2 separate regions of the Homo sapiens genome follow, and region 1 is linked to region 2. A link is an interaction called in ENCODE POLR2A ChIA-PET data of the cell type or tissue named here. Cell type or tissue: Caco-2. All regions are shown on one strand. Each heading gives the region's core, and the rest is flanking DNA. Links, peaks and the distances in the headings are about the cores only. Region 1 holds the start of ZBTB32 (zinc finger and BTB domain containing 32). Region 2 holds the start of LINC01766 (long intergenic non-protein coding RNA 1766).

Evidence for each region. ChIA-PET counts read pairs that join two places held together with the same protein. Peaks named below come from ENCODE experiments on the same cell type or tissue, not always from the same donor. Only the 100,000 strongest peaks of a DNase experiment are listed, where the experiment ranks them.
Region 1: POLR2A ChIA-PET joins it to region 2 with 7 read pairs; 8 of 35 experiments call an interaction of 5 or more read pairs at or near these places.

What each region holds. Positions count from the first base shown.
Region 1 is chr19:35,701,521-35,712,600 of GRCh38, reverse strand. ZBTB32 (zinc finger and BTB domain containing 32) reads right to left here and starts at 8,043. Exons shown (of 7, transcript NM_014383.3): 1 at 7,978-8,043. RefSeq lists enhancers at 992-1,461, 10,264-10,503. In Caco-2, for the core only: no CTCF peak of the experiment used is centred there; a DNase peak (open chromatin) is centred at 8,243; H3K4me3 peaks cover 293 bases.
Region 2 is chr19:35,593,600-35,604,679 of GRCh38, reverse strand. LINC01766 (long intergenic non-protein coding RNA 1766) reads right to left here and starts at 6,785. Exons shown (of 3, transcript NR_110750.1): 1 at 6,723-6,785; 2 at 3,926-4,039; 3 at 3,179-3,375. RefSeq lists an enhancer at 7,889-8,028. In Caco-2, for the core only: no CTCF peak of the experiment used is centred there; a DNase peak (open chromatin) is centred at 5,520.

The sequences.
Region 1 (11,080 bases), core at 1,628-9,627, 110 kb before region 2:
CCTCTTTTCACACTTCAGAACTCTTTAATCTGGGGAAGGGATGGGGTCTTAGAGGCTCAACTTTCTTTTTCTGTTTCTTATTATTCTCTTATCCCTGATCCTATAGCAAAATTTTCATTTATCCAACAAATTTTGATGACATGTTTATTTTGAGACGGGGTCTTGCTCTGTTGCCCAGTGGTACGATCACGGCTCACTGCAGCCTTAGCTTCCTGGGCTCACATGATCCTCCCACCTCAGCCTGTTGAGTAGCTGGGACTACAGGTTTGAGCCACCATGCCTAGCTAATTTTGAATTTTTGGTAGAGACAGGGGTCTCACTATGTTACCCAGGCTGGTCTTGAACTCTTGGGCTCAAATGATCCGCCTGCCTTGGCCTCCCGAAGTGCTGGGATTATAGGCGTGAGCCACTGCGCCCAGCGGATAAAGCATTTATGATATGTGCCTGGCGTATATTAGATACACAGTAAATGACTGGAAGATAAACAAGTCAGGTACTGGTAAGCTGCTCTGGTGACAAGGCACAGTCGGCTTCCCCATAGGCTTCTCTTTTTTTTTTTTTTTTTTTTTTTTTTTTGAGACGCAGTCTCGCTCTGTCTCCCAGACTGGAGTGCAGTGGCGCAATCTCAGCTCACTGCGACCTCTGCCTCCCAGGTTCAAGCGATTCTCCTGCCTCAGCCTCCCGAGTAGCTGGGATTACAGGCGCCCGCCACCACGCCCGGCTAATTTTTGTACTTTTAGTAGTGACAGGGTTTCGCCATGTTGGCCAGGCTGGTCTCGAATTCCTGATGTCAAGTGAGCCACCCACCTCGGCCTCCCAAAGTGCTGGGATTGCGCCCGGCCTCCCATAGGCTTCTCTTAAGGGGGAAGGATCTAAGAGTCCTTGTCCCCTCCTAGATGCAAATACTGTCCCTAAGCTCCCGTTTCTTCCTTTGGCTCCAGGACCCTCGAATGTTCAGACCAGCCTCCCACTCTCTCTTTCCAGGCCTACCACGCCTTCCCTCCACATGGGTGCAGGCACATGTTAACCCTTCCTAGATCAGACAGGGTGTGTCAATGGGTGAGGCTGGTGGAGGGGCAACAGGGTGGGGAGAGGGGAAGATGAGTCAGAACGAAAGGGAAAATGCAAATGTGAGAGCTGTGTTCATCTGCTACTCTGAACGTTAACTATTTTCCATTTCTGAGCTTTCCAATTCCTCACACCACCACACCCATATAAAAGACACATAAAGCATCAGTCCCTCTGATATGTATGTACGCAGAGGGAAACACCCTTCCTCCAACACAGAAATACAGAGTCCCTCAAGACAAGGAAGGAGTGCGGAAAGCCCTGAGGGACTAGCCCCAGGGATGAGGAAAGGTACAGGGGTCTGGACGATTACATGGTCACCCCTCTGAGTGTGGCCCCCTCGCTTTCCAGCCCCACATCATGTGCTTGTGACTCAGCTCCCCCGCTGGTTTGCTCATTGATGATCGAGAGAGTTGGAGACTGCTCAAAGGGCAGCATTCTGTGTAAGCCAAATATAGTTGACAGGGAGCATCAGTGGGCTTTCGGGGAACCTAAAAGGGAGGAGGGGCAAGGGAACTCCCCTTTCAGTGAACAAAAGCCCCCAAGAATGGGGAACCCCACCTAAGGATATCCCCTTAGAGACCGCCTCCTAGAATTATCTCCAGGGCCCTTTGCACTGCAACCCTTATGCTGATGACACCCTGAGCACTTCTCTAGCCTCTTCCTGCATTCTTGACAGTGCAACCCAAGCCATCCTGCACTGAGCACAGATGGCAGAAGCAGACAGCACTTTGACTTGGAAGAGTAGGGACACTGCTGGTGCTGTTTTGTTTTTATTTTGAGACAGAGTCTTGTTCTGTCACCCAAGCTGGAGTGCAGTGGCGCCATCTCGGCTCACTGCAACCTCTGCCTCTGGGTTCAAGCGACTCTTGTGCCTCAGCCTTCCAAGTATCTGGGGTTACGGGCATGCACCATCACACCCGGCTAATTTTTTTGTATTTTTAGTAGAGATGGGGTTTCACCATGTTAGCCAGGCTGGTCTCGAACTCCTAACCTCAGGTGATCCACTGCTGGGATTACAGGTGTGAGCCACCATGCCTGGTCTGTTGCTGTTCTTAAAAGTACTCCCCCTCCCTAGACTCAAAAACCTTGCCCCCCCTTCCTCTTCCTGGGCTGACTCGGTAGGAATCATCTGCAGTTGTCTCTCTGGAAAGAGCAAAGAAACAACAGGTTATGCAGACACAAGCCTGTGTCCTGCCAGAGGGTAGAGCAGGTAGAGAGATTAGGTAGGGCATGATTGGAAGGGGAGTATGTGATAAAAGGCAATATGATATCAGCCTCTCAGTCCTTTTTAATACTTATATTACTTTCTTTTTTTTTTTGAGACAGAGTTTCACTCTTGTTGCCCAGGCTGGAGTACAATGGCGCTATCTTGGCTCACTGCAACCTCCGCCTCCCGGTTCAAGCAATTCTCCTGCCTCAGCCTCCCAAGTAGCTGGGATTACAGGCAACTGCTACCATGCCTGACTAATTTTTTGTATTTTTATTAGAGATGGTGTTTCACCATGTTGGCCAGGCTGGTCTCAAATTCTTGATGTCAGGTGATCCACCCACCTCGGCTTCACAAAGTGCTGGGATTACAGGCGTGAGCCTACATGCCCGGCCTAATACTCGTATTACTGAATAAAATTTGAAATCTGATTTTTTTTTTTTTGAGACAGAGTCTTGCTCTATTGCCCAGGCTGGAGTGCAGTGGCGCAATCTCGGCTCACTGTAACCTCCGCCTCCTGGGTTCAAGTGATTCTCCTGCCTCAGCCTCCCGAGTAGCTGGGATCACAGGTGTGCATCACCAAACCCGGCTAATTTTTTGTATTTTTAGTAGAGACAGGGTTTCACCATGTTGGCCAGGCTGGTCTCGAACTCCTGACCTCATGATCTGCCCGCCTTGGCATCCCAAAATGCTGTGATACAGGCATGAGGCACCACGCCTGGCCTGAAATCTGATAGTTCTTATTCTTACTGGTAGACTTGACCAATGGGACACTAAGGGAAAAATGTGCAAGGGGCTCGGGGCACACCCTGGCTGCAAAGTCAAAGCTTCCCAGAAATCCTTGTATCATGAACTTCTTGAGGCACAACCCAGCTTGATGTAACAATGTCAACACAGCAACACAAATACCAATTCTCCTTAAATATTATAATTAAAATCAAACCATCAGAATAGACCAATGGGAGGGATGATCATTTGTTTTGTGAAAAAGTTCTCCCTCTATTTCACTTATTTTAAATATCAAGCCCTCTTCCCAAGCCAAGTTGAACAAGATTCAATTTAGAAAAATTCTGTGAACTCGCCACTCTTCCCGTGAACCCATCTCTTTCCACAAATGAAGGTGGTTAAATTCCCCACAGCATTTTATATAGATTAAGAGCGATTATCCAAATCTTACATGAACTTTAAGTATGTTTACTCTTTCGCCAGGCGCAGTGGCTCACACCTGTAATCCCAGCACTCTGGGAGGTGGAGGCAAGCGGATCATCTGAGGTCGGGAGTTCAAGACCAGCCTGACCAACATGGAGAAACCCTGTCTCTACAAAAAATAAAAAAAATTAGCTGGGCGTGGCGGCACATGCCTGTAATTCCAGCTACTCGAGAGGCTGAGGCAGGAGAATCGCTTCAACCCGGGAGGTGGAGGTTGCGGTGAGCCGAGATCGCGCCATTGCACTCTAGCCTGAGCAACAAGAGCGAAACTCTGTCTCAAAAAAAAAAAAAGAAAAAAGAAAAAAGAAAAAAAAGATGTTCCGTCTTTCTGGTTAAGTACATCCAAGACTTCCAGAAAAGAGTCACCACAAGGAGTGAATTAGTTCCCTTTTTCCCTTAAATTTGTGCTCTATATGATCCAAGAACCAGCTATAGTCATACCCAGGTGAGCTGAATCTAGCCCCTTCATAGCACACACTTTGTGGATTAACTGGAAAAAGAACTAGACTAGAAGTTGGAAAACAGGTTTCACTGCATCCCTTCACAGTGAATGGCCCTTCTCTTCAGCACTCATATGGAGCTAAGTCTTCCAAGACCCTCAATTTCCTCACAGGGGCTGTTTCAAGACCAGTACAGAATACTAGTGTTGACTTAAACCTGGGCAAAGGGTCCCATTTGGACCTCCTCTGGCTGTATCCCTTCGCATAGGCTGAGTCAAAAGGCATCTAGAAAGTGCCTACCCGGAACTGTGAGCTCCCACCTCACTTCTGGACCATGCTCTGAGAACTCAGCACCCTGGATTTCCTGGACCAAATGACTCTGAGGCCCCCTACACAGGACTCAACCCCAGGCCTGTATTCATGAGAGTGGACTCTGACTGATGTACACACACGCTAGACCCTGATTTTGTGTAAGGGATTTGTAGACTGAGCTTGGATGTGCAGGCTAGAATGTGAGACACCTTGAAGTATGGGCCAACACCAGGCATGGGAAGAGACGAGGGAGTCTCTGTCATCTTGCCCAGGCCCCATAAATAATATAGGAACCTACTTTATTCCAATGGTTCTAAATCTCTTAGGGAGTCACCATCAGGTTCAGAATGTCACCCATGGGACTAACTCTTCTTTTTATTGAGACAGAGTCTCCTTCTGTCACCCAGACTGGAGTGCAGTGGCACGATCTTGGCTCAGTGCAACCTCTGCCTCCCAGGTTCAAGAGATTCTCCTGCCTCAGCCTCCTGAGTAGCTGGGACTACAGGCACGCACCACGACACCCGGCTAATTTTTGTATTTTTAGTAGAGATGAGGTTTTACCATGTTGGCCAGGCTGGTCTCAAACTTCTGACCTCAAGTGATCCACCCGCCTCAGCCTCCCAGAGTGCAGGGATTACAAGTGTGAGCCACCCAGCCTGGGACCAATTGTTGACATTAGAAAATGGTAGACACAGGCCGGGTGCGGTGGCTCACGCCTGTAATCCCAGCACTTTGGGAGGCCGAGGTGGGCGGATCACAAGGTGAAGAGATAGAGACCGTCCTGGCCAACATGGTGAAATGCCGTCTCTACTAAAAATACAAAAATTAGCTGGGCGTGGTGGCACGTGCCTGTAATCCCAGCTACTTGGGAGGCTGAGGCAGGAGAATTGCTTAAACCCGGGAGGCGGAGGTTGCAGTGAGCCAAGATCACACCACTGCACTCCAGCCTGGTAACAGAGCTAAGACTCCATCTCGAAAAAAAAAAAAAAAAAGAAAATGGTAGACACTTATACCACTTGGCATATGAATGCATGACAAGAGATTGACAGATTACTCTGAGCCTCATGGCTGGAGAGGTTAACTATCGTCTAGCTTATTCTTTACCCTCCCCTCCTCATAATATACATGCATACCATTAATTGTTCTTTTTTTTTTTTTTTTTTTTTAGAGACACAGTCTTGCTCTGTCACCCAGCCTGGAGTGCAGTGGCACAATCATGGCTCACTGCAGTCTTGACATCCTGGGCTCAAGTCATCCCCCTATCTCAGCCTCCTGAGTAGCTGGGATTACAGGCATGTGCCATCATGCTTGGTGGCTGTCTGCCGAGCTGGGATTAACTGCACACTTCATGTGCCAGCACCCCGGGCCCCCACCACACCATAGAGGGAATGGCCAATTGAGCTGCCCCAATATTAACTGGTTTCGGGGTTAGACTTCCTTGAAGTCCACTCATAAGCCACTCCTTGCACCCTCACCCCTGGTTAAAGAACTCTGGGTGTACTGAAGGCACTCCGAAAGCATAAATACCACTGAACAGCTGAATGAAACTAGGTATCAACACCCTGCCCCATGAGTATAAAAAAGATCATCAGTAAAGACAACCTGGGTGATTTCCTTTATGTTATTTACTTATTTATTTTTGAGACAGAGTTTTGCCCTTGTTGCCCAGGCTGGAGTGCAGTGGCGCGATCTCGGCTCACTGCAACCTCTGCCTCCTGGGTTCAAGTGATTCTCCTACCTCAGGCTCCTAAGTAGCTGGGATTACAGGCATCTACCATGCCCGGCTAATTTTTTGCATTTTTAGTAGAGATGGGGTTTCACCACGTTGGCCAGGCTGGTCTTGAACTCCTGACCTCAGGTGATCCACCTGCCTCGGCCTCCCAAAGTGCTAGGATTACAGGTGTGAGCCACCACGCCCTGCCAAAAACCTGGGTGATTTCCTAAAGAGGAGAATATCTCACACACCTCTTCCTGTGCTCCACTACGATGTTCATCCTCCCCATGCACCTGCCCCGCACCTACAGCCTGATATCTTCATCTTCTAGGAATTATCAGAACAGGCATGGGAAAGAGTGGGACAGGGAGAATGAAAAGCTCCAGACATGACCCAATTCCAGTTTTTTTTTTTTTTTTGAGATGGAGTTTCGCTCTTGTTGCCCAGGCTGGAGTGCAATGGCACGATCTCGGCTCACCGCAACCTCCGCCTCCCAGGTACAAGCGATTCTCCTGCCTCAGCCTCCCTAGTAGCTGGGATTACAGGCATGTGCCACCACGCCCAGCTAATTTTGTATTTTTAGTAGAGATGGGGTTTCTCCATGTTGGTCATGCTGGTCTCAAACTTCTGACCTCAGGTAATCCGCCCGCCTTGGCCTCTCAAAGTGCTGGGATTATAGATGTGAGCCCCCACGCCTGGCCCTGCTTTTTTTTTTTTTTAATTAATTTTTTTTTTTTGAGACAGAGCATTGCTCTGTTGCCCAGGCTGGAGTGCAGTGGTGCGATCTCTGCTCACTGCAACCTCCGCCTCGTGGGTTCAAGGGATTCTCCTGCCTCAGACTCCTGAGTAGCTGGGATTACAGGCACCTGCCACCACACCTGGCTAATTTTTGTATTTTTAGTAGAGACAGGGTTTCACCATGTTGGTCAGGCTGGTCTCGAGCTCCTGACCTGGTGATCCACCCACCTCAGCCTCCCAAAGTGCTGGGATTACAGGTGTGAGCCACCACGCCTGGCCACCCAATCCCAGTTCTGTACAGAGCCACCACAAGGCAATAATACTTCATCCAGCGCAAACAGCTCGGCTGGGATTCAGAATCCTTCTCCCTAGAATCTCCAGAGGATTACTGGCCTAACCTCTTGGCCACATCATCCAACCTGGACTCCATACTGGGAAATCTGCCAAGAACATCTCAACCTGGAGTCCAGAACATTCACTCCCAGCCCAGGCTGGCTCCAAAGACCCCAGGAAACCTTCATGTGCACACTAGTTTCATCTCTTGGCCAGTGACTTCCTACATAACTTTTTTTTTCTTTTCATTTTTTTTCTTGAGACAGGGTCTCATTCTGTCGCCCAGGCTGGAGTGCAATGGCGTGATCTCAGCTCACTGCAACGTTCATCTCCTGAGTTCAATGAGTTCAAGCGATTCTCCTGCCTCAGCTTTCTGAGTAGCTGGGATTACGGACGTGTGCCACCACGCCCAGGTAATTTTTTTTAGAAACCCCGTAGAGACAGGGTTTCTCCATGTTGGCCAGGCTGGTCTCAAACTCCTGACCTCAAATGATCCACCTGCCTCAGCCTCCCAAAGTGCTGGGATTACAGGCGTGAGCCACCGCGCCCAGCCCCTGCATAACCTTTGGAGATCCACAGGCCTCTCCTTTCAGTCACCGGATCCAGGCTCAGTCCAGAGACCCTTGATAAGCTCTCATTGTCCGGAGGCCATACCTCATGCAGAGTTAAGGACCTCCAACTTCCCCACAACACCCTTCCTACTCAGGCTGGCCTCGGGGGCCGTGGACCAACTCAGAGAGCAAGCTGGCTTAGCCTCTGCCAAACCTAGGCCTAAAGGTGGCCAGGAGGCTGCATTTCCAGCCTCTCAAAGGCAGAGGAAAGCCCCAAGGGCTAAAGCCCTCAACCCGCACTTCCCAATCATCAACGAGGTCCAGTCAAGCCCCCATACCCCAGATTTGCCTGGGCCGGGCCCAAGCCCAAGAAAGTAAAGTAAGAAAAACTATGGCACTCACCGGCCCAGACCCTGTTCCTCCTTCCCTTTCAGCCTCACATACACCCAGGACGGCTTAAGGCCGAGTGACCGTTAAAAGTGGGGAATGGAGCGAGGCCAGGGACGCAACGCTCCCGCACGTGGTCACCCCTGGATCCTGAGGCGGACGCTGATTGGCTGCAGCGCGGGCCGCATTCTCCCGCTCAGGCCAGCTGAGCACGCTGGGCAGCCTGGGAGGCACCTAGGACAGCGCCACTCCCGCGCGTCTGCCTCGGACCCGCAGCTGATTGGCTGTGAAGGGGCAGAGCCTTGAGTCTCATTGGTCCATAGGCTTCAGGCCTCTTAGGCTGAGATTTCATTGATTTCCAGCCGGGCCCCAGCGTTGATCTGCTGTGGAGTCTGCCTTTTCCCACTCTCTCCACGAAGAGACTGGACCCTGATTCTCCTTCACCTGAACAGCCCTGGAGGCTCCCTCAGCAAGTGCTCAGGAGTACTACTGTCCTTTTTTTTTTTTTTTTTTTTGAGACAGAGTCTCGCTCTGTCGCCCAGGCTGGAGTGCAGTGGCGCGATCTCTGCTCACTGCAAGCTCCGACTCCCGGGCTCACACCATTCTCCTGCCTTAGCCTCCCAAGTAGCTGGGACTACAGGCGCCCGCCATCACGCCCGGCTAATTTTTTGTACATTTAGTAGAGATGGGGTTTCACCATGTTAGCCAGGATGGTCTCGATCTCCTGACCTCGTGATCCACTCGCCTCGGCCTCCCAAAGTGCTGGGATTACAGGCGTGAGCCACCACGCCCGGCTTTTTAAAAAATTATTATTTCATTTTTATTTTATGAACGGGGTCTCCCTCTGTTGCCGGTGCTGGGGTGCAATGGTGCAATCATAGCTCACTGCAGCCTCGAACTCCTGGGCTCAAGCAATCCTTCCACCTGGGCCTCCCAAAATTCTGGAACTACAGCCGTGAGACACCGTGCCTGACCTGCCTTTCTTGCTTCTATTTTGCCACCCTAAGTAGCTCCCATTTGCAAACCCTGTCACCTTTCTCTCAACCCTTTACCATCTGTGAGGTGTGTAGGGGGTGTGTAGGCTGCCGCCACACCTGATTGGCTGGGAGGCCCGTAAGAGCAAGCCAAGGCCAGGCACGGTGGCTCATGCCCGTAATCCCAGGGCTTTGAGAGGTCCAGGTGGTAGTAGGATCGCTTGAGCCCAGGAGGTCGAGGCTGCAGTGAGCTATGATCACACCACTGCACTGCAGCCTGGGCGACACAGTGAGGCCCTGTCTCTAATAAATAAATAAAAATAAAATAAAAGAGCCAGCCAGGCAGGGCACGGTGGCTCACGCCTGAAAACCCAGCACTTTGGGAGGCCGAGGAGGGCGGATCACCTGGGGTCAGGAGTTCGAGATCAGCATGACCAACATGGTGAAACCCCGTCTCTACTAAAAATACAAAAATTAGCTGAGCGTGGTGGCGGGCGCCTGTAATTCCAGCTACTCGGCAGGCTGAGGCAGGGGAATCGCTTGAACCCCGGGAGGCGGAGATTGCAGGGAGCCTATATCGCGCCACTGCACTCCAGCCTGGGAGACAGAGCGAGACGGCGTCTCAAAAAAAAAAAGAGCCAGCCAGGCTTCGGTGCCTGTGAACAGCTCCCTTTTCTCTCTTGTCCCACTCCACCACGATTGCTGGCACAGCTCACTCTGCCTCGCCTGGAAGCCTGGAAGTGTACAGGGACAGGAAAGACACAAGAGGGGGGCAGTGCCTTGCCCCGTGATTGGCAGCGTGACACTTGCACTTCCAATTCCCACTGCCACCTCGACTGTATGCTCAGCCAGGAGTAACTGCGCGCGGACGTGTCAGCACTCCCACCTCCAACCATACCGCAGAGGGAACGGCCGATTGCGCTGCCCCAACATTAACTGGCCCGGGGGTTAGACTCCCTCCAGCAGGGTTTCCCCCTGGGCAGGGCTTCGGGGCTAACAAGCTGCGAGCTCGCCCCTCGCCAGTCTCCCGAGGTGCTTGTCTGCGGGGCTTCTGGCCCGGCCCCCGCGGCGGTTGCACCGCTGATTGGCTGGCTCCGCTCCTTTCTAAGTGGCTTAGCCTGGGATTCGTTCTCAAGCATAGCCAATGAGACGCCAGGGCGCCTCAAGCAGGCGGGCATGACTCCACCGCTGTCGCTTCTGATTGGCCCTAAGGCTCGTCTTCGCTTTAGATTGACCAGAGAGCAGCGGGGCGGGAGCTTAGTTGAGCAGTTTCAGGCTGCGATGCGAGTTCGGTACCTTCCCGCTGCGCGGAGTGTTGTTGTGCGCGTCCTTCGCAGCCGCTCGCTGAGGAGCTGGAGTGGGGAGGAATGGGGGTGGTCAGGAGACAGGAGAGCACCTCGCGGAAGAGCCTGGGACAACAACCGGAGCTGTAGGTCCTGACCGAGACAGCCTGAGGCGTCCCTGGCCCCGATAGGGAGCGAAACCGCTAAAATGGGGGAAGGGGCCGGACGTGGTGGCTCACGCCTGTAATCCCAGCACTTTGGGAGGCTAAGGCGGGCAGATCACCTGAGGTCAGGAGTTCGAGACCAGCCTGACCAATATGGTGAAACCCCGTCTCTACTAAAAATACAAAAATTAGCCGGGCGTGGTGGGGGATGCCTGTAACCCCAGCTACTCGGGAGGCCCAGGCAGGTGAATTGCTTGAACCCGAGAGGCGGAAGTTACAGTGAGCGGAGATGGCGCCACTACGCTCCAGCCTGGGCGACAGAGCAAGACTCCATCTCAAAAAATAAAAATAAAAAATAAAGTAAAAAAGGGAGAAGGACTGGCACTGTGGTGGGAGTAATAGCACCTCGTGTTTACCGAGCCCTTTCCATGTGCCACGCTTGTGCATCAACTCGTTGAAACCTAAATAACCCCGTGAGGGAGGCGATTACTATGCCAGGTTAACCTCTGAGGGTCAAAGAGGTGAAGTCGTTTATTTAGGGTCCCGCAGCAGTTACGGGCATTGCTGGAACTCGAACCCTGCTGTGGTGAGAGCCCAACCTTCAAGCTACACTATGATTAAGTAGGATTGATTTTGTAGATGGGGATGGGGTCTGATCACATTGGCCCTGGTTTTGGGAAAATGGACTGACATGTAC
Region 2 (11,080 bases), core at 1,524-9,523:
CCATTTTCACTTGTTTTTGTGGTTCTTCAGTTGCCTCAGGCCATCTGGATGTATACATGCAGGCTTGGGCTCAGACACCTGACAATTTTTATTTCTCACAGGTCTCTTATTTACAGCCTCCTGACAAGGATTCTTTGCTTGGCCAAACTTTAGTCAGGCTTCTGAACCTGGGCCGGGCCCAGTGGCTCATGCCTGTAATCCCAGGACTTTGGGAGGCTGAGGCAGGTGGATCACCTGATCTCAGGAGTTTGAGACCAGCCTGGCCAACATGGAGAACCCCAGCTCTACTAAAAATATAAAAATTAGCCGGGCGGCCAGGCGCGGTGGCTCACGCCTGTAATTCCTACACTTTGGGAGGCCAAGGCAGGTGGATCACCTGGGGTCAGGAGTTTTAAGACCAGCCTGGCCAACATGATGAAATCCCATCTCTACTAAAAATAAAAAAATTAGCCAGGCGTGGCGGCAGGCGCATGTAATCCCAGCTACTCAGGAGGTGGAGGCAGGAGAATCACTTGAACCTGGGAGGCAGAGGTTGCAGTGAGCCGAGATCATGCCACTGTACTCCAGCCTGAGTGAGAGAGCGAGACCCCGTCTCAAAAAAAAAAAAAAAAGAAAAGAAAAGAAAAAAAAAAAAAAAAAAAAAAGAAAGGCTGGGCACGGTGGCTCACGCCTATAATTCCAGCACTTTGAGAGGCCGAGGCGGGCATATCACGAAGTCAGGAGTTCAAGACCAGCCTCACCAACATGGTGAAACCCCATCTCTATTAAAACTATAAAAAATTAGCTGGTTGAGGTGGTGAGCACCTGTAATCCTAGCTACTCAGGAGGCTGAGGCAGGAAAATGGCTTGAATACGGGAGGCGGAAGCTGTAGTGAGCCAAGATTGCACCACTGCATTCCAGCCTGGGTGACAGAGTGAGACTCCATCTCAAAAAAAAAAAAAAAAGCATCTGAACCTTCTCCTTCTGTGCACTTCTTTGTAAAATCCAGTTGTAGCAAAAGAACCCTTCTACGTCAGTTTAGCTAGAAACCCTCATCCTCTGTATCTGATACACCTCGGCATCTGATCAGGTTCCTCATCCTCCACCATCCCCCTGGTGATGTCTGGTCACCCTGGCCTGTCTTCAACTAGAATCCTATTAGGTTGGTTTAGTCAGAATCCCCCTTACCCTCAATGTTTTCTCTTACTAATTTTCCATCCACTGACCCCTACCCTGCTCCTTGGGTAGGACTTCCCACTTGCTCATGCTGTATTTAGTGTTGAGCCCCATCTTTCTCCTCCAGTGCAGGCCCCTGTCTCAGTATTCCCTCTGCATATTGCAATGGTCCTGAATAAAGTCTGCCTTACTGTCTTTTTCTTTTTGAGATGGAGTCAGTTTTGCTCTGTCCCACAGGTTGGAGTGCAGTGGCACAATCTCGAACCACTGCAACCTCTGCCTCCCAGGTTCAAGCAATTCTCATGCCTCAGCCTCCTGAGTAGCTGGGATTACAGGTGCACACCACCACGCCTGGCTAATTTTGTATTTTTAGTAGAGACAAGGTTTCACCATGTTGGCCAGGCTGGTCTTGAACTCCCAAGCTCAAGTGATCCGCCCGCCTCGGCCTCCCAAAGTGCTGAGATTACAGGCATGAGCCACTGTGCCTGGCCCGCCTTACTGTCTGTAACGAGTGTCATTAAACAAGTGTTTCTTTAGTAACCCTTCCCAAGTTTTCTTCCATTATATATTGGACCACTCCGATTGTCACTGTCTGGTGGCATGTCTGTCTCTCACCCCAATTTATATGTTCTGAGGGGGTTGAGTTGAATTTGAAGTAGTCATTGCTACGTCTCCAGAGTCAGGTAGCACAGCCAACGCCCTTGGTAGGCAGAACTAGACTTGCGATGTGAATACATGAATCTGGGCAGGCTGTCCTCGAGCAACGGGGTCCTCCTCTCTCTCCCATGTCCCCCACGCCATAGCAGGGTCCTGGAGTTGGTCTTGAGTTCTGGTCGAGTGGGCTGCTGGCACTACCACTTCCTTCCCTTCAAGCTGCTGACCCAGGCTGGCAACACTTGTGTGATACTGTGACATATATATTTGGTCTAGGTCCCATTTTGTGGCCCAGAGCTCCTAAAACCCTTGGAATCGCTGGAGTGATAATAGTGTTTTGTTTTTTTTTTTTTTGACGGAGTCTCGCTGTGTTGCCCAGGCTGGAGTGCAGTGGCATGATCTCAGCTCTCTGCAACCTCCACCTCCTGGGTTCAAGCGATTCTCCTGCCTCAGCCTCCTGAGTAGCTGGGATTATAGGCGTATGCCATCACACCTGTCTAATTTTTGTATTTTTAGTAGAGACGGGGTTTTGCCATGTTGGCCAGGCTGGTCTCAAACTCCTGGCTTCAAGCGATCTTCCTGCCTCAGCCGCCCAAAGTGCTGGGATTACAGGCCTGAGCTACTGCACCTGGCCAGCTGGAACAAATTAATCAGGCTTGAGGAGGGGGGTCATGGGAACACCTGATTTATAGCTTGTCAGTCACAAGTCTAGGTGACAACTTACCACTTGTGGCTGACATCCAAATTTGGGGGCAGTCTTGTGGAACTGAGCCTTCAACCTGTGGGATCTGATGCCATCTCCAGGTAGATAGTGTCAGAATTGAATTAAATTACAGGACACCCAGTTGGTGTCTGCTGGAGAATCTGGTTGGTTGGTAGGTGGGGAAAATACCCCTGCCCCTGGCTCTAACATTTGGTGTTAGAAGTGTTATGCTGAGGCCTGGTATGGTGGCTCACACCTGTAATCCCAGCACTTTGGGAAGCTAAGGTGAGTGGATCACCTGAGGTCAGGAGTTTGAGACCAGCCTGGCCAACACGGTGAAACCCCGTCTCTACTAAAAATACAAAATTAGCTGGGCATGGTGGTACGCACCTGTAATCCCAGCTACTCAGGAGGCTGAGGCAGAAGAATCACTTAAACCTTGGGGGCAGAGGTTGCAGTGAGCCGACATCGTGGCACTGCACTCCAGCCTGGACAGAGGAAGACTCTGTCAAAAAAAAAAAAAAAAAAAGAAGTGTTACTTTGAGGGGCATGTAAGAATAGGAAGAACACTTTGCATTTTGTTTTTCTAATCTTAGATAGCTTGGCACTCCAGACATTGAGGAGCAGGTGTTCCATTCAGCCCAAGTAGATGCTTAGAGCCAAGGTAAATTGCACTGTGGTGTATATTTGGTGGTTTGTTCAAGAGCTGGGAAGCAGTTTACAATCTAAGTAAGTATATCAGGTAGGTGTACAAGATGGTACCTAAGATTCCCACAGTGATGCTCGCGATGGCCCAGTAGTAGGCTTGTTTGGAGGTCTTGGCTGCCAGCTCATAGTCACTGGATTTATTGTAGTTCTTTGTCTACAATACAAACTTTGTCTGAGTTTTAGGAGAGAGGGAACAGGGAAAGATGAGTATAAAAGAGTTATTGCGTGGCCGGGCATGGTGGCTCATGCCTGTAATCCCAGCACTTTGGGAAGCTGAGGTGGGCAGATCACCTGAGGTCAGGTGTTCAAGACCAGCCTGGCCAACATGGTGAAACCCAGCTCCACCAAAAATACGAAAATTAGCCAGGCGTGTTGGTGGGCGCCTCTAATCCCAGCTACTCAGGAAGCTGAGGCAGGATAATTGTTTGAACCTGCGAGATGGAGGTTGCGGTGAGCTGAGATCTCACCACTGCACTCCAGCTTGGGTGACAGAGCGAGACTCTGTTTCAAAAAAAAAAAAAACAGTTGTTGGGTGAGGGTGGGCTGTGGAACTGTAAGGACTCAGGGTGGGGGTCTGAACCCACAGGAGGTGCTGGTGTTGCTCAGGCTCCTAGTTCAGAAGGGAGAACAAGGAAGAAGTTGAGTCAGGGTCAGGGGCAAGATGGAGAGGGAGGGTGAAGGATTGGCATGATGCAGGTGCCCACCAGGCAAGAAAAGATCACGGCTGGGATGGCTAGGGGAAGGCAACAGAAGAGGCCCAGGATGGACAGGCAGAGGTAGTCGCTGGATTCATCCTCATCAGACATCAGTTCAAACACCTGGGGGGCAGAGAGTTGGTTATGTCTCACTATGGCTTCTGAACTCTAACAATCCTTTCTCACTCTCTCCCTACTTACCCTAACACATCTCTCCTTGGCAGCTATATGATCTTCATTGACCCCATTTAAAATTCTCATTGACTTTCTCTAACCCCCACCATGTCTCCTCTAACCTCTCTCTATCCCTTTTTTTTATTTTTTATTTTATTTATTTATTTTTTTGAGACGGAATCTCGCTCTGTCATCCAGGCTAGAGTGCAGTGGTGCGATCTTGGCTCACTGCAAGCTCTGCCTCCCAGGTTCATGCCATTCTCCTGCCTCAGCCTCCCGAGTAGCTGGGACTACAGGCGCCCGCTACCACGCCTGGCTAATTTTTTGTATTTTTAGTAGAGACGGGGTTTCACCGTGTTAGCCAGGATGGTCTCAATCTCCTGACCTCGTGATCCACCTGTCTCAGCCTCCCAAAGTGCTGGGATTACAGGCGTGAGCCACCGCGCCCGGCAAATCCCTTTTATTTTTTGAGACAAGGTCTTGCTCTCTCACTCAGGCTGAAGTGCACTGGCATGATCACAGTTCACTGCAGCCTCGAACTCCTGGGCTCAAGCAATCCTCCTGCCTCAGCCTCCCACGTAGCTGGTACAAACCACCACACCCAGCTAATTTTTGATTTTTGTTGTTGTTGTAGAGATGGAATCTCATTATGTTGCCCAGGCTTGTCGTGAACTCCTGGCCTTAAATGATCCTTCTGCCTTGATCTTTCAAAGTGCTAGGATTATAGGTGTGAACCACCATGCCTGGCCTCTGTATCGCTCTTATTTATTTACTGAGACAGAGTCTCAGTCTTTTCTCCAGGCTGGAGTACAATGGTGTGATCTCAGCTCACTGCAACCTCTGCCTCCTGGGTTCAAGCAGTTCTCGTGCCTCAGCCTCCTGAGTAGTTGGGATTACAGGCATGTGCTACCATGCCCAGCTAATTTTTGTATTTTTAGTAGAGTTGGGGTTTCACCATGTTGGCCAGGCTGGTCTTGAACTCCTGACCTCAGGTGACCCACCTGCCTTGGCCTCCCAAAGTGCTGGGATTACAGGCATGAGCCACCACACCCAGCCCTTTCTTATTTACTTATTTTTTATTTTTGAGACAAAGTCTCACTATGTCACCCAGGCTGGAGGGCAGTGGCACGATCTCGCCTCACTGCAGCCTCTGCCTCCTGGGCTCAGGCAATTCTTATGCCTCAGCCACTTGAGGAGCCGGGATTACAGGTGTGCACCACTATGCCCGCTAATTTTTGTATTTTTAGTAGAGACTGAGTTCATCGGTCTGGTAGTTGGCCAGGCTAGTCTTGAACTCCTGGCCTTGAGTGATCCTCCCACCTCGGCCTCCCAAAGTGCTGGGATTACAGGCGTGAGCCACCACGCCCGGCCCATAGCTCCTCTTGTAACCTGTTAAATATATGTGTTTAACCACCCTGTCATCATATCTCCACAGGAGCTCCAGGTACAATTGACAGCTGGGAATGTGCCTGACAATTAAGACTAAATGCTGTGTACACATCTCAGATAATTCAGTAAATGTCTCAATAGCCCTGAGAGACATGCACCTAAAAATCAAAGCTATGTCTGACCCCACATTATCACCAGGTCAATGGTTGGCATCCTGTTGCAGGTGAGGACTGTTCTCACCTGGAAAGAAGCTATTTACAACTTTGGCCCTAGTTGCAATGATAGACATACTTCTCTGCTGTGGATTTTTCTGCTGTTTCACCTTCTATATGGGAATGCAAGACAGACTTCCCCAGAGACTTTCCAGACCTTACACCATATTGGTCCAACTACTCATAAATATTTCCAACTCCAAGTGGATCGGTTCCATTCTGATGACTAATCACAATGCCCTCTTTCAGCAGGAAGTAGCCAGCATGAATGTGGCATCCAAATCCCATAGAAATGGAATGGAATTTGACAGTGGGAAACTGTAATTGAGTACCACATTTTTTTTTTTTGAGACAAAGTCTTGCTGTGTCGCCCAGGCTGGAGTGCAGTGGCGTGAGCTCAGCTGCAACCTCCGCCTTGTGGGTTGAAGCGATTCTCCTGCCTCAGCCTCCCAAGTAGCTGGGACTACAGGCACCTGCCACCACGCCCGGCTAATTTTTGTATTTTTAGTAGAGACGGGGTTTCACTGTGTTGGCCAGGCTGGTCTTGAACTTCCGACCTTGTGATCTGCCTGCCTCAGCTTCCCAAAGTGCTGGGATTACAGGTTTGAGCCACTGTGCCTGGCCAGAGTACCCCATTTTTAAAGAAAAAAAAGGATTTTTTTCCTTTTTCTTTTCCCCCCATCTCCTACTTAACTCTTTAGGAATGCAACTGTAACCTCCCTACATGGCAAGCTTATCTAACAATATGTTTACTTAGAAGTTCCAGGGACTGAACCTTGAAACAAATCAGGCACCCCCAGAATTCTCTCCCATCAGATTGCCTTGAGACAATGGTCAATTTCTCTTCTCACGATGGTGACAGCTAGAACACCTGATAGATAAGACATCAAAGCATGTCACATAGACCCCACACCTCCTTGCCCCCCACCTTTATGTCATTCACATCAAGCCCCCCTTTAAAAGTCCCTGCTTTCTGTCCTGAAAGCTGAAGCAATACCCTTAAGGCAGGAACCTGTACCTCTTCCCCTCACCTGAGCTCTGGAATAAAGTCACCTTCTTTCTACCAGAACTTGCTCTTGTTAATTGGACTCTGCAAGCGTGGAGTGACTGGACCTGTGTTTGGGTATAAAACCTTCATTATAAATTCACTGTTCCCTTATAAAACTCTCACCCTGTAAAACTTCTTTGTCTTCTGTTTTTTTTTTTTTTTTTTTTTTTTTTTCAGAGACAGGGTCTTCTCTCCCAGGCTGTAGGAGTGCAAAGGCACAATCATAGCTCAGTGCAGCCTCAAACTCCTGGGCTCAAGTGATCCTCCTGCCTCAGCTTCCTGAGTGGCTGGGACTACAGGTGCACACCACCAGGCCCAGCTAACTAAAATTTTGTTTTGTTTTGTTTTTGTTTTGCTGGGTGTGGTGGCTGACGCCTGTAATCCCAATACTTTGGGAGGCCGAGGTGGGCGGATCACCTGAGGTCAGGAGTTTGAGGCCACCTTGGCTAACATAGTGAAACCCCGTCTCTACTAAAAATACAAAAATTAGCCGGGCGTGGTGGCACGCACCTGTAATCCCAGCTACTTGGGAGGCTGAGGCAGAACTCGGGAGGTGGAGGTTGAAGTGAGCCAAGATCCTGCCACTGCACTCCAGCCTGGGTGACACAGCGAGACTCTCTCAAAAAAAAAAAAAAAAAAAAAAAATTTTTTTCTTTTGGTAGAGATGGGGTTTTGCTACAATGTTGCCCATGCTGGTCTTGAATTCCTGGGCTCAGGTGATCCTCCCACCTCTGCCCCCCAAAGTAAAACTTCTGTTAGCTCTCTCACTGTTCCTTTTATAATATCCTTTACTTCGTCCCTATGAATCCTGCGGGGTCCTGCTGTAAACCTTTCCTGTTCGCCCATAAGCTCCCTGCCCCTTTAGCTCCTCTAAGACCTTATTTGACCACCTATTCACTCCTCTTGCTGGGACTATAGGCGCCCGCCACCACGCCCGGCTAATTTTTGTATTTGTAGTAGAGACAGGGTTTCAGTCTCTACTTCTTTGTCACCTTACAAAGTCCTGCCCTGTCTCCCTCTAACACCTCTCAACTTCTGAAACCAGCTTTCTGACTCTTTGAACTCCCTCTCCAACCACGTACAACAGCCTTCCTGTTCTAAACCCGTGCCCTTGTGACATATGTCTGTGTCCACTTATATCACCCCTGAGGTTCCTTTATGATACCCTTTCTGCTCTCATCATTTCCCCTCTACTCTAACACTCCTCCTCCTACTCCTGCCCTCCTGGAACATTCCCAGGAGGGCACCTAGGTCTGGCACTATGCTCTTCCTTGATCACCAACCACAGGGGATTACCATGGCGGCCAGGCAGGCCCCGCCTCCTAGCCTGTCTCTCTACTTCTACTGGCCAATTGGAGGTGGTATGTCATAGGGTGGGAACCAACACCTGGCTTCTGATTGGTTTGATGGGGTGACAGCTCCTTCTACTCTCTCAAGTGATTGGCCAATTGAGGAATCCCTGGTTCCACCTTCAAAACAGACCTATAAATAAGCCTCATTTCCTTGATCATCTTTGTTTAAAGATTCCTCCTGAGCATCTTGAGAGAAAAGCACTACTTGGGGCAAGAGTGATGTAGGCCTCGGAGTCTTGTGTTTCAGGAAAAACACAATGCATTTTCTCTGCTCTCATACCACAACAGTCAACACAGAAGAGTTCTTTGATCAAATGTGTGGGTTCCCCCCTTTTTCCCCACCCCCTCAAGCCCCTCCAACACCAAGCAAACAATCATTTCTTTTCTTCCTTCCTTTCCTTTCCTTTCTTTCCTTCATTCTTTCCCCCTTCCCTTCCCCTCCCCTCCCTTTCCCTTTCCCCTTCCCTTCCCCTTCCCCTTTCCCTTTCCCTTTCCCTTCCCTTCCCTCTTTTCTTCCTTTTCCTTCTCTTCTTTCTTTTCCTTCTTTCTTCTTGCTCTGTCTTCCAGGCTGGAGTGTGGTGATGTGATCTTGGCTCACTGCAACCTCCGCCTCCTGGGTTCAAGTGATTCTCCTGCCTCAGCCACCTGAGTAGCTGGGACTACAGGTGCGCACCACCATGCCTGGCTAATTTTTTGTATTTTTAGTAGAGACGGGGTTCTGCCATGTTGACTAGGCTGGTCTCGAACGCCTGACCTTAAGTGATCCGCCTGCCTTGGCCTCCTAAAGTTCTAGGATTACAGGCATTACGCCCGGCCTACTTCTATTTTTTAAGTTTTTAATTTTTTTATTTTTTGAGACAGAGTCTCACTCTGTTGTTCAGGCTGGAGTGCAATGGCGTGATCTCGGCTCACTGCAACCTCCGCCTCCTGCATTCAAGTGATTCTCCTGCCTCAGCCTCCCAAGTAGCTGGGATTACAGGCACCTGCCACTATGCCTGGCTAATTTTTGTATGCTTAGTAGAGACTGGGTTTCACCATGTTAGTGAGGCTGGTCTCGAACTCCTGACCTCAGGTGATCAGCCCATCTTGGCCTCCCAAAATGCTGGGATTGCAGGAGTGAGCCACCGCGCCTGGCCTACTTCTATTTTTTTTAAGACAAGGTTTTGTTCTGTTGCTAGTCTGGAGTGTAGTGGTGTGAACACGGCTCACTGCAGCCTTGACCTCCTGGGCTCAAACAACCTCCTGCCCCAAACTTCTGAGTAGCTGGGGCTACAGGTGCAAGCCACCATGCCAGGTTAATTTTGAAATTTTTTGCAGAGATGGGGTCTCACTATGTTGCCCAGGCTGATCTTGAACTCCTGGGCTCAAGTTATTTATGTATGTATTTATTTGAGACAGGGCCTCACTCTGTCACCCAGGCTGGAGTGCAGTGATGTGATGATGGCTCACTGCAGCCTCGACTTCCTGGGCTCAGGTTATCCTCCTGCCTCAGTCTCCCAAGTAGCTGGGACTATAGGCGTGTGCCACCACACCCAGCTAACTTCTTTGTATTTTTAGTAGAGACGGAGTTTCACCATGTTTTCCAGGCTGATCTCAAACTCCTGGGCTCAAGTGATCCACCCACCTCGGCTTCCCGAAGTGCTGATATTACAGGCATGAGCCTTTGAACCTGGCTATTTTTTTTTTTTGAGATGGAGTCTCCCTCTGTCGCCAGGCTGGAGTGCAGTGGTGCGATCTCGGCTCACTGCAACCTCTGACTCCCTGGTTCAAGCGATTCTCCTGCCTCAGCCTCCCTAGTAGCTGGGATTGCAGGCATCCGCCACCACGCCCAGCTAATTTTTGTATTTTTAGTAGAGACAGGGTTTCACCTTGTTGGCCACGATGGTCTCCTGACCTCGTGATCTGCCTGCCTTGGCCTCCCAAAGTGCTGGGATTACAGGTGTGAGCCAACGCGCCCGGCTCTGGCTATTTTTTTTTTAAGTGCATTATGAAAATATTTTATAACTTGTGTGTTTAGATCATGTGCCTTAAATATGATTATTGGTATGTTTTGCTTTAGGTCTACTATTATTTGTTTTTTATTTCCACTTTTCTGTGTTTTGTTCCTTGTTTTCCCTTTTCCTTCTTTCTTTTGGATTATTCAAATACTATTTTAGTACTCCATTTTAATTTATTTATTGTGATTTTCACTATATATCTTTGCAAGTTTTAAGTGATTGCTCTACGGATTATGGTAAACACACTTAAACATTCTATAGTCTACCTAGATTGAATATTTTGCAACTTCAAGTGGAATATGGAAAACTTCCACCATATTGGTCCCTTCATTGTCTCCCATGTATGCGTTAGCTTTCACATGCATTATAAAGACATGTATTGAAAATACATCCGTCCAGGGCTGTGGCTCACGCCTGTAATCCCAGCACTTTGAGAGGCTGAGGTAGGTGGATCACCTAAGGTCAGGAGTTCAAGACCAGCCTGGCCAACATGGTGAGACCCCGTCTCTACTAAAAATACAAAAATTAGCTGGGCATGGTGGTGGGCGCCTGTAATCCCAGCTACTAGGGAGACTGAGGCAGGAGAATCGCTTGAACCCAGGAGGTGGAAGTTGCAGTGAGCCAAGATCACACCACTGCACTCCAGCCTGGGTGACAGAGTGAGACTCTATCTCCAAAAAAAAAAAAAAAAGAAAAAAAAAAAACGAAAAGAAAAACGCCAGGCACGGTGGCTCATGCCTGTAATCCCAGCACTTTGGGAGGTTGAGGAGGGCAGATCCCGAGGTCAGGAGATCGAGCCCATCCTGGCTAACAAGGTGAAACCCCGTCTCTACTAAAAATACAAAAATTTAGCTGGGCGTGGTGGCGGGTGCCTGTAGTCCCGGCTACTCGGGAGGCTGAGACAGGAGAATGGCGTGAACCCGGGAGGCGGAGCTGGCAGTGAGCCGAGACCACACCACTGCACTCCAGCTTGGGTGACAGAGTGAGACTCC